2 separate regions of the Homo sapiens genome follow, and region 2 is linked to region 1. A link is a contact called in ENCODE Hi-C or POLR2A ChIA-PET data. All regions are on one chromosome and are shown on one strand. The core of a region is the stretch at or near the end of the contact, and the rest is flanking DNA. Distances in the headings are between cores, read along the strand shown.

Evidence for each region. Hi-C counts contacts between places; a loop is a spot of excess contacts on that map. ChIA-PET counts read pairs that join two places held with the same protein, here RNA polymerase II (POLR2A). Pooled maps may share reads with other maps.
Region 2: a loop to region 1 is called in a map of psoas muscle, with 10 times the contacts of the local background. The contact joins two enhancer-like sites. A Hi-C loop is called at or near these places in 12 of 168 maps with a recorded cell type or tissue (CD8-positive, alpha-beta T cell, Right ventricle myocardium inferior, gastrocnemius medialis and 5 more) and 5 of 50 pooled maps. POLR2A ChIA-PET finds 5 or more read pairs at or near these places in 2 of 52 experiments (MCF 10A and OCI-LY7).

What each region holds. Positions count from the first base shown.
Region 1 is chr21:38,851,049-38,856,926 of GRCh38, forward strand. No RefSeq gene overlaps it. Among named protein-coding and RNA genes, the nearest start is that of ETS2, 48 kb to the left of the region's middle. Within about 2 kb of position 2,588, at least 5 of the 41 ENCODE cell types and tissues checked have a DNase peak (open chromatin) inside an H3K27ac peak, as active enhancers do; they include gastrocnemius medialis, where a contact is called at or near this core.
Region 2 is chr21:38,895,355-38,901,232 of GRCh38, forward strand. All of the region lies in intron 3 of ETS2-AS1 (ETS2 antisense RNA 1), which reads right to left. Among named protein-coding and RNA genes, the nearest start is that of ETS2-AS1, 40 kb to the right of the region's middle. Within about 2 kb of position 2,242, at least 4 of the 41 ENCODE cell types and tissues checked have a DNase peak (open chromatin) inside an H3K27ac peak, as active enhancers do; they include gastrocnemius medialis, where a contact is called at or near this core.

The DNA of each region.
Region 1 (5,878 bases), core at 1,338-3,837:
TTCTAATCCTCCTGTAGAATTTTGTTTCAGCTCTGTCCTCTTTCCTGCCCCTAATCCTGGAGCTATGAATGTTCCTGCTAGGAGCCTGATCTTGAATCACAAGTATACAGCTCCTCTTAAGTCCTAGAAGGTTTTAATTGTGGGTTTGTCCAGAAAGTTTCCCTCTGCTCCCTGAATTGCCTGTTTTCTCTGAGATCCTTTCTGTCTTGTCTTTAGTTTCTGTTTGTCTGTGTTAGAGGGCTTCCTGTCTGGTGATCCTTGGCTATCTATTCATAGTTAAGAGTGAGACACTAAAATATTTATCAGAAACTGGTGTGCTGGGGCAGGATTTGCCTGTGCAGTGAGAGGCGAAGTACATGTTCAGAGGAGCCCACATTGTTAGCATCTGGAGCCTGTCCTCTGGGTGATGTTGTCCTCAGAGGTCATCTGTTTTCCTGCTTGCTGGTTATAGGTTTGGCTATGGCTGCCCTGGAGCAGGGATGGGGAAGGGGCCAGAAGTCCACCATTCAGTGTGCACAATTCATATCCCCACCTCACCCTGCACTGGAGTGCCAGCTGCCTCGATTTCCCAGAGGATCACCCTCGAGTCTCTCGTGGGATCAAGGAGCTAGTGTCTGCCTGAGCAGCAGATCTAACAACCCTTGGACAGCATTCAATAACCCACCTCTTGCCAACCCCATCTCATCCCAACCTTTCAGAGGGCCTGGAGTCTGATTCCGGAGCCTCTCGGGTGGATCCTCAAGGTCTTCTGCCTGCACCTCTGACTGCAGACACTCGGTAGCCAGCTTCCTTCCCTCTGCTAAGTCACCTCCCACCCATGGCTGTGTCTGCTTTCCTCTTCAGACATAACTCACATTGTCATTCATCTTATTTAATCCCCAGTCCTGGGCTCCTCATCCTGTAAGGTTCCCTGTTTTCATGCTTTTACTGACATTTTAGGGGGGGTGGGCAGAAAAGTAATGAAAGTACATGTACCACCGGCCATGTTTAAGCCTCTTCTGCCTGGGCTGGGCATGGTTGTTCACGCCTGTAATCCCAGCACTTTGGGAGTCCGAGGTGAGTGGACCACCTGAGGTCAGGAGTTCAAGACCAGCCTGGCCAACATGGTGAAACCCCGTCTCTACTAAAAAATACAAAAATTAGCTGGGAGTGGTGTTGGGCGCCTTTAATCCCAGCTACTTGGGAGCCTGAGGCATGAAAATCACTTGAACCCGGGAGGCAGAGGTTGCAGTGAGCCGAGATCAGGCCACTGTGCTCCAGCCTGGGTGACAAGAGTGAAATTCCATCACCAAACAAACAAACAAACAAACAAACAAAAAAGCCCCCCAAAAAACAAAGACTCTTCTGCCCATGCCTGTCAGATACTGAAGGAAAAACGCAAAGCACCTTCCAGGAAAGCTGAGTCACAGAGGTGCACAGAGCCAACCCAGGAGCTTCTCTTTCTCCCACAGCATGCACCCATCCCTAGCAAGTCCTGCCAGCTCTGCTCTAAACAGGACCAGGCTCAAAGCTCATCTCTTCACCTCCTTCACTACCTTCCCTACCATTCGTCTGGGATTCCTGCAGGCACCTCTGACTAGACTGCCCTGCTGTGTCCTCTTCAGTCTACTCTCAGAAATTAGACTCAGCTGGAGAGATTCCTGTTAAAACAAAAGTCAGATAATATGACCCCTTCATTCTAAACCTTCCGACAGCTTCCCATTTCACTCATGACAATATCCTAAGGCCTTACCATGAACTGCAGAGTCAACACAATCTTTCCATATCACCTCCTACTCCTGGCCTCTTTGCTTAATCTGCATCAGGCACACTGAACCCCTTGCCATTTCTCACACACACTGAGTGTGTTCCAGCCCCAGGGCCTTTGCACTTGCTGCTCGATCCCCAGATACTCCTATGATCATGTCTTCACTTACTTCCATGCTCAGCTGAAATGTTACCTTATCAGAGAGACCTCCATTGTTTTATCAATCCATTTGCGGCCTGAAAAAGTCTGATTGTGATTCCTGGGTTCCAAACACCTTGATCCTTCAGCTGCTGATATTACAATCAGAAATTAATACTGGTTATTGGTATTCTGACTTCTATTTGGAATCCACGAAGATCCCTAGGCCAACACTTCTCAAGCTTTAACGTGCATGTGAACCAGAAAGATGCTAGCCAGTGCTTCTTAGACTTTTACATACAAAGGAATCACTTTGAGAGCTTGCCAAATGCAGATTAAGACTCAGCAAGTTTGGGACTAGACCAGAGGTTTGCATCTGTAACACGCGCCCAGGTGATGTTGAGCCTGCTGCTCCCCAGCTTACCTTTTGAACGACAAAGTCTAGACCAAGGTGAGGATACTGTCCCTCTCATCCCAGACACACAAGAGAGGCTGGGCCTTCATCCCTCCCATCCCCACCTGTGGGCAAGTTACTCCATCAGCCAGAAGATGGTCAGCTCTTACAGCCTCAGAGGTCTAATGACGCAACAGCTGCAGCACCTGCTCCCTGGGTGCCCGCCTGTGGGGTGAGTCAGCGGCTGGACTGAGATGACAGCTCATGAGCATGTCTCCTGGGACTGTGCCTGTGGCCTGGGCTTGGGCCAGACTCCGTCAGCAACTAAATGCACCTGGAAGGCTCTCCTCAGCTCTGCAAATCCCACCAGCTGCCTGACCTGCTTTCCCCAAGCCCTACCACTCCTCTCGCCTACTCTTAACTGCCTTCGTCACCCCAGTTAGGTCAAATGGCATTCTCTTCAGAATGACCTCTACCATCTGTTGAGACTCTGTTATCTGCCAGGCAGTGTTGCAGGCATTTCCCTTGCATCATTTGATTTAACTCTCATAAGTGTGCTATGGGATGACTGTTATTACCTTCTTTTAAGATGAGGAAATGACACTGCAGTGACAATAACTAATTTGCTCAGGATCACAAAGCTGGGAAGTGATGGAGGTGGGATCCCAGGCTGGCTCTCTGATTCCATCTTGGGCAGGGGACATCACATCTGTGCCACCACCCTACTTGTGGTCTACCAGGCTCCACCACCTCCATTATCTTAGTGGACAGGTGGAGAAGCACCACCTCATCTTTGTGGAGGGAAATGCTGTACTTCAGCTTCCTTCATCCTAACACCCAGGGAAAAGGAAACATCCCAGTCCCATCTCAGCTAGCTTTCCTGTATTACCTAATATAAGATGGGATAATAACTGAGACTCCCAGGTGAAGGTCACAGCCCAGGGACACAGGCTCACTAAAAACCTGAAACCTAATCATTGGACTCTATATAGAATGATTCGCCTCCCCCATTTCTGCCCAGCACATCCGCAGTGCTCTTTTGTAGTAACTGGAACACAATATAAGCTATATGTCAGTGAGCTTGAAGATATATGAATAGAAACTTCTCAAACTGAAAGACAAAGGGAAGAAAGACTGAAAAAAAAATGGAGCACCATGTTTAAAAATGGCAGGACAATTACAAAAGGTGTAACATATATGTAATGGGAATACCAAAAAAGAAGAAAGGGAGAAAAGAACAGAAAAAATATTTGAAGTAATAATGACTGAGAATTTTCCAAAATTAATGAGACACCAAACCACAGATTCAGGAAACTAAAGAGAACACCAAGCAGGATGGATATTTTAAAACGTATACCTAGGTATATAGTATATATTCAAATTGCAGAAAATCAAAGATGCAGAGAAAATAATGAAAGAATTCAGAGGTGGAAAAAAAACCTACCTTACGTATGGAGGATCAAGCATAAGACTACATCAGACTTCTCCTCGAAAACCATGCAAGTAAAAAGAGAGTGTGGAGTGAAATATTTAAAGGGCTGAAAGAAAGAAAACACCACTAGCTATAGATAGAATTCTGTATCCAGTGAAATTATCCTTCAAAAGTGAATGGCAAATACTTTTGCAGAGAAAGAAAAACGGAAGGGGTTTGCTGCCAGTAGGACTTCCTTGAAAAAGAAGGGAAAATGACATAGGTGAAAAACTCAGGTCTACTAAAAGGAATGAAGAGCATTCAAGAAGAAAGAAACGAAGGCTAAAATGAATAATTTCTTTTTCATATTTTATGCTAATCTAACAGTTTATCATTTTCTTCAAGATAATAATAGTAAACATGTATTGGGTGATTATAGTTTATAAATTAGTGAAATGAATGACAAAAATGTTATAAGAGATGAGGAAAAGAATTGTGAATACTCTGTGATAACATATTCTCACTACACATGAAGTGGTATTGTGTTATTTGAAAATGGACTTGGATCAGTTTTAAGTGTATATTGCAAAATCACAGGCAACTACTAAAAAAATTGTAAAGAAGTATAACTGATATATAATGAAAGAGGAAATAAAATGGAATCATATAAAATTCTCAAGGAAAATCAGAAAAGGAGAAAAAAGTGTAAGAGGAAAAAGAAACAGAACAAGGGAAACACATAGAAACAGTAATAAATATGGTTGATATTATATCAAATATATTAATAATTAGTTTATATGTCAATGTTCTAAATATGTGAATTACAAGACAGACGCTAGCTGGGTGGATTAAAAAAACCAGACCTAACTGTATGTTGTCTACAAGAAACTCACTTTAACTATAAAGACACAATTAGAATACAAGTAAAGAGATAGAGATAGATATACCATGTTAATGCTGGAATATCTGTATTTATATCAGACAATGTGGACTACAGAAAAAGTATCAGGGCAAAGGGGCAAGAAGGGCGGCGTGAGCAAGTGGAGCCAGGAGGAATTTTAGGGCAGTGGAACTCTTCTATGCTTTACTGTAATCGTGCGTGCCTGACATTATGCATTTGTCAAAACTGCTAGAACTGAACAACACATGGAGTGAACCCTCACGTAAACTATGGACTTTCATGGATAATAATGTACCAGTACTTTCATCCATTTTAGCAAACGTACTGCAACAATGCAAAATGCTGATAATAATAGGGGACACTGTGGGAGGAGTCAAGGGTCTATGTAATATCTCTGCACAATTTTTCTTTAAACCTATCACTGCTCTAAAAAATAAAGCCCAGTTTTGTTTTGTTTTTAAAAAAAGAGGCCACGTGCAGTGCCTCATGCCTGTAATCCCAACGCTTTGGGAGGCCAAGGCAGGAGGATTGCTTGAGGCCAGGAGTTTCAGACTAGCCTTGGCAACATGGCGAGATCCTATCTCTAGGAAAAAAAAAAAATAGCTTGGCATGGTGGTGCATGCCTGTGGTCCCAGCTATTGGGGAGGCTGAAGTAGGGGGATTGCTTGAGCCCAGGCATTTGAGGCTCCAATGAGATATGATAATGCCACTCCACTCCAGCCTGGGCAACAGAACAAGACTCTGTCTCAAAAAAAAGAGAGAAAGAAAGAAAGAGAGAGAGAAGGAAGGAAGGAAAGAAGGAAATTATCACAACTATCGCTTCAGGCGTTGGCTGACCTAGACCTCCACCCCGGCCCTCACCACCTGGCCAGTCGGAGCCTTGGTCCTCTACATCCATGGGGCCCCTACTGCCTGAGCTAGGCAATCTCTCAAGACCCCAGGGCTGGCCTTGGCGGACAGTTCTCTAATTTCATTCTGGGTAAAGGGACCATGAGCGAGTTGCTCATGGCAAAGTCCCAGAGGATGAACAAGAGGCTGTGAGTCTCGGTCTGCCAGAGGGATTCTAGGAGAGAGAAGTAGCTTAATAAGCAAAAGGTGGCAAATATGAGCCGAAAGAAGGCCCCATCCCCTTGTAGTAGACATGCACTTCTGAAGACGGCTCAGTGGATTGGAGACTGTTCCCAGGGCCACCTTGGGAGGCATGAGGGAAGGAGCTTGGGTCAACCTGTCATACCCAAAGCAGAGTCACCCTCACTCAGGACACTTGCTGAACAGGGACAAACCAGC
Region 2 (5,878 bases), core at 992-3,491, 44 kb after region 1:
AAGACAACCAGATGAGAAGATAAACATGATTGGTGAGATAAGAAAGGATTCTAAGAAAACAATTGCAATAAGATAAATATGTTTTAGAGGAGGCTGGGAGTATAGTGTCAAATTTGATGTAGTGCAATATTTGGCTCTTTAAAAAATATAATAAACCCTAAGCAAATATAATTAAGAAAACAGAAAAAATGAACAAATAACAAAAGAGAAAGGCAAAATGATAAGCTTCCGATAAACATAAGCAGGAAAAATGGGCAAATAAGAAATCAGAAATAAGAAATGTCAAGGGAAAAAAGAGTTGGAAGGAGAAAGGTATAATAACAGAAATGGAGGCAACATATCAACTGATTATAATGTATGTACTCAAACTGTATAAAAGCAAAAGATCATTGGAGAAACATGAACATTGAATGAATATTTGATGACATCAAGAAATTATTGCCAACGTTTTAGGTAGGTAGTGATATTTTCACTATTTTTAGGTCCATATATTTTAGAGCTACATGATGAAATATTTAAAGATGAAATTATGATGGTGGAATTTGTTCAAAATAATGGGAGAGGGGGTGGCAGTGAATGACAAAATGAATGGGGATATAAGTAGAATGAAGTTTTCATGAACTGACTAATGTTGAAGCTAGAAGATGGGACAATAGTTAATTGTACTATCTTCTCTAATTTTATATAATAAAAAGTTTTTAAAATTAAACTGAGCTGAGAACAAAAGTGATAGGAGATTATGATATTCTACCTTGCAAAATATAATTTAAAATCTTAAAATTAAGCACACTTTTCTGGGCATGTTACCAAAATTGACATAAGAGAAAAATTTAAATGTGAATATATTACTAGCCACAAAAGAAATTTAAAATACAATTAACATATGTCAAAAGTTTCTTTCACAAATTTGAGGAATCAGGTTGTATCAACTCTTCTAGAAAATAGAAAAAGATGGAAAGCTACACAATCGATTTCATGAAGCTAAATTAATCTTGATTTCTGTACCTAACAAAGATAATGCAATAAAGAAAAGAAAATCATGAGCTAGTCTCACTTAGGAGTAATTTTTAAATCCTAAATAAAGTAGCGGCAAAATAAATAGTATCCTAAAGGAATTTTCTATCATGATCAAGGAAAGCATATCTTATCTTGGGAATGCAAAAGCATTCAATTTTAGAAAATTCAACGTTATAATACTTTATGTCAGCGGTCCCCACATTTATTAGGATTTAAAGGGCATTAAATAACACCTAAAACACATTCTCACATTGTTAAAAATCCTTAGGGAAAATGAGAACTCAAGGATACTTCTTTCACATCATAATTATGTAAACGTAAACAAGTGGCCAGCATATGAAACATTAAAAGTATTCCTGTTAAAACCAGAAACAAGGCAGGTGTGTCTACTATTTCACCTTGCTCAAGAAGATCAGAGTCATGTAATAAGACTGGAAGTAGAACTATGAACCATAACTAAGAGAAAGGAGGTGATTAAAAGTTCATTATAAACTAACAACATGGCTGGATAACCTAAACACCCAAGGGATTCAACTCTAAGCACTTTGAATTGAAAAAAAAAACAAAGTAAAGGGACCAGATTAAAAAATAATAATAAACGTACAACAGTCCATTGCTTTTCCATACACCAACATGAAGCAAACAAAAATATACTCTCATTGGTGAAAAAGATTTCATTCTTATTCAGAACATGAAGAAAAAAAAACTATTGAGATACAATACAAACATAATCAACAAACAGAACAAAATGAAATGCTACACAGCCGGTAAAAATCTGTAACAGTAAGTGAAAATCACTCTGGAGAAAAAAATAAAATAAAATAAAAAAACAAACAAAGCCCAGTATCCATGAATATATTCACTATGATTCTTTTTTTATAGACTACAGGTTAGATATAATGTTAGAAAATAAAAACAAAAATAATGGCAAGTAAACCTATGAGATTTTAATAGTAATTATTTTTGTGAGATCAATTTTTAGATCAACCTTATTTTCTGTATGCATTCATGCTATATTATCTACAACAAGCAAGTATTACTTTTGAGATCAGATCAGGAAAGAATTTTAATTTGTTGAGTTGACTTGAGATAAAAAAATTAACCAATAAATTCACTGGCTACATATGATTTTCAAGATTTCTGAATCACCCTGGGGATGAGAGCTTTTCTAAAACATGGGGTTAGCACACAGGAGCCATAGGTCTGAGGCAAAGTTCAAATGGATGAGAATGGAAACGTTGCTCTGGCTTACCCAAGCTGGCCAGTCTGTCTAGAACTAATTTAAGAACATAAAGATGACATCATTGCAGGTGTTCTTTCAAAGTGGAGCACCCATTTATAATGCTTCTGGCTGACAAAATTGGAAAGGAGACAAGGTTTAAAAAGCCTCAGATATTCTTTTTGTCGATGCTCACCATCTTTATCTTCAAATAAAACTATTTATATTTCTTCTGTCTGCCCCTTGGGCTCTGGTTCTTGGTTAAGAAATGTCTCATAAATTTCAGAAGAGGAGGAAAACAGAAGGTGATGGTACAGAACATTCTATTTTCAAGACTATAAATATTTCAACTTCTCGAAGAGATCACCTATCATGAAAACTTCAGATCTTCCTAAGTAAGTCTTATAAAAATTAACTATAAAGTTTATGACAGTTTCCACAATCAAGTACTGTATGCCAGATTGGCTTAAAGCATTTAGAAATGAGCAGCCTGAATGTTGGCAAAAGGTCACATACTGGAAAAGAGTAATGTCCAATTCAAAAAGTGAAAAGTAAGAGACGCTGCCAATCCAAAAATTGAATGCCCAAACTTTACTGAATTCTGTTAATAAAATCAACAAGTTGTTCCACTGTACAGGCAGGGTTACTACTTTATGCTGATAATCCAATAAGTGTTTATTAAGCACCTGCTATTTACAAAGCACTGTGCTGGACGCTGTAGAGAGAATTGATAAAATATCTCAAGGAACTTAGAAGGTAACCAGGGAAAAGGACAAGTACAAAAATAAATAATAGAACTCTTACCAATTAACGTGAGCAACCAAATAACCTGATTTTAAACATGGGCAAAAGAACAGACACTTAACAGAAGAACATGTAGGAATGGTCAGGAAGCACATGACAGGTCGCTCAGCACCATTAGTCATCAGAGAAACGGAAATTAAAACTACATCAAGATGCCATTTCACACCCACTAGAGTCGCTCAAATAAAAATGATTGACAATGCCAAATGTTGGCCAAGATGTAGAGAAACCGGAACTATCTTATATTACTAGGGGAGAGTAATGGTACAATCATGTTAAAAAACTGTTTGGCAATTCTCTTAAAGCTACCCTATTGCCCAGCAATTCCATTTCTAGGTATGAATACTTACCCCAAAGAAATGAAAACCTATGTCTACAGAAAGCGTATGCAAGAATGTTTATAGCTGCTTTATTTACAATAGCCTTCTTCCCCAAAATGACAAATGTCCATCAACAGGAGGATGGGTAAACAAACTGTGGTATAGTCATACAGTAGAATACTATTGAGCAATTAAATAGAACAAGTTACTAATAGGTGCAACAACATGGGCACATCTCAAAAACTCCACTTTGAGAGACAGAAGTCACACACACAAAGAATACATGTTGGAAGAATTCATTTGTTTGAAACTCTAGAACAGGCAAAACTGTTCTATGAGGTTAAAGCTATGGTGATAGAAGTCAAAAAGTGGCTGCCTCCAAGATTGTGGGGGTGGATCAACAATTCACTGGAAAGGGAGAGAAGAGGAAGTTCTGGGGTGGTGGATGTGTTCTGAATCTTGATTGGGATGATGGTTACACAGGTGTACAATTGTCCAAACTTATCAAACTAAGCATGTAAGATCTGTGCATTTTGTTGTACTTAAATTATACTTCATTTTTTAATACTCAGAAAAGGTAAAAATAGAAACAGTAGACATTTGACAGTTGTGAGTTTGCATTGCAAGGACTACAAAATTCCTCAAATTTGTTAATATCACCATAGAACAGGACTTCACAATAAAATGTTCACTTTCGCATGAAAGGGAGGAGGTCAGGGTGAGTATGGGATGATGAAGCCACAGTGACGCCAGATGCCAGGTGAAAACAGGAACCCACCTCTGGGGCCCATTCCTGTAGTGCCTGAGACTCAAAGTTGGGCCTCATAAAAATTGTAACTCATCGCACATCATGAATCTCTACACTAGCTTACAAAGGCTCAAAAGGGAGGATTTTAAATCCAAAAATGTAACTACTGTACAAGATAGAATATTAGAAACATGAGAAGGAAGTTATAATATTTTAAATGAGGTCTAAAATGACAGCTAAATCTCTCCTCCTGAGTAGTAAAACCACATTAACTCATATAGTCACCACTCCTTGTATGAGTCTGGCCCCATCCAAAAGGGGTGGAGTTTAAATTGGTTCTATGATTTGAAACAAACACATGGAAAGCCCTACTGGGATATTTATTAGCTACATTAAGATACACCCCTTAAGAACCTTTAAAAAAACTCTACCATGTTATCTGGTGTAGTTCTGCTCAGGATACCTTGTGGGAATATAAATGACAAAAATTTAAAATTGCCTTAGAAAAGAGTTTTCACATTGCTATGATCCAAATGTTGGTGTCTTCCCAAAATTCATATGTTGGAACTTAATGCCTGATATGGTCTGGCTGTGTCCCCACCCAAATCTCGTCTTGAATTATAGTTCCCATAATTCCCACATGTTGTGGGAGGGACCTGTTGGGAGATAACTGAATCATGAGGGCGGTTTCCCCCAGACTGTTCTCGTGGTAGTGAATAAGTCTCACAAGATATGATGGTTTTATAAGGGGAAACCCCTTTTGCTTGGGTCTCATTCTCTCTTGCCTGCTGCCATGTAAGACGTGACTTTCGCCTTCCACCATGAATGTGAGGCCTCCCCAGCCACGTGGAACTGTGAGTCCATTAAACCTCTTTTTCCTTATAAATTACCCAGTCTCAGGTATATCTTTATCAGCAGGTGGAAATGAACTAATGCAATGCCCAGTGTGATAGTATAAAGAAGTGGGGCCTTTTGGAGGTGATTTGCTCTTGAAGGCTCTGCCCTCATGAATGGGATTAGTGCCCTTATAAAAGAGGCCTGAGAGGGCCTCCTTGCCCTTTTTGCCATGTGAGGACACAGCAACAAGGCAGAGAACAAGTCCTTGCCAGACACAAATCTTCCTTGATCTTGGACTTCCCAACCTCCAGGACTGTGAGCAATAAATTTCTGTTGTTTATAAATTACCTAATCTAAGGTGTTATGCTATAGCAGCCCAAATGGATGAAGACACACATATTAGGCAATAATTATGTCAGTTAAATTTGGTGTGTTTACACCAAACGTCTTCAACATTTTCCCTGCCCTAATATTTGCAAGGAGCACATTAAGTATCTGCCCATTAGCACAGATGCCTCCATAAGGCAGTGGTGTTAAAAGGAGGGGAATGGTGTAAAGATGTTCCCCGGTTGGTGGCAGGGGTAGGGGGTATGATATATAGTTTCCCTCCCCCACCATGAGAATTACTAATTCAATAAGGAATTAAATTAATCAAGTGCCAATATGCTTATTATGGCTTTTGTTTTTGCTTTTGGTTTTTTGCTCAGGTTCGAGGGCATCTTTGATTTTTCTCATTCTTCCCAAGACCTTACATGGTCTGGCCCCCGCATTCCTCCTTTGCCCCAGCCTCCTACTTTCCCCCCTCCCTTAAGACCCAAGCTGCACTGGCCTCCTTGCTATTTCTTGAACATGTCAGATGCTCCTGCCTTAACACCTTTGTGGTGGCTGTTCCACCTGCCTGAACCCCCTTTCCCAGACACCCCAACGACTAAC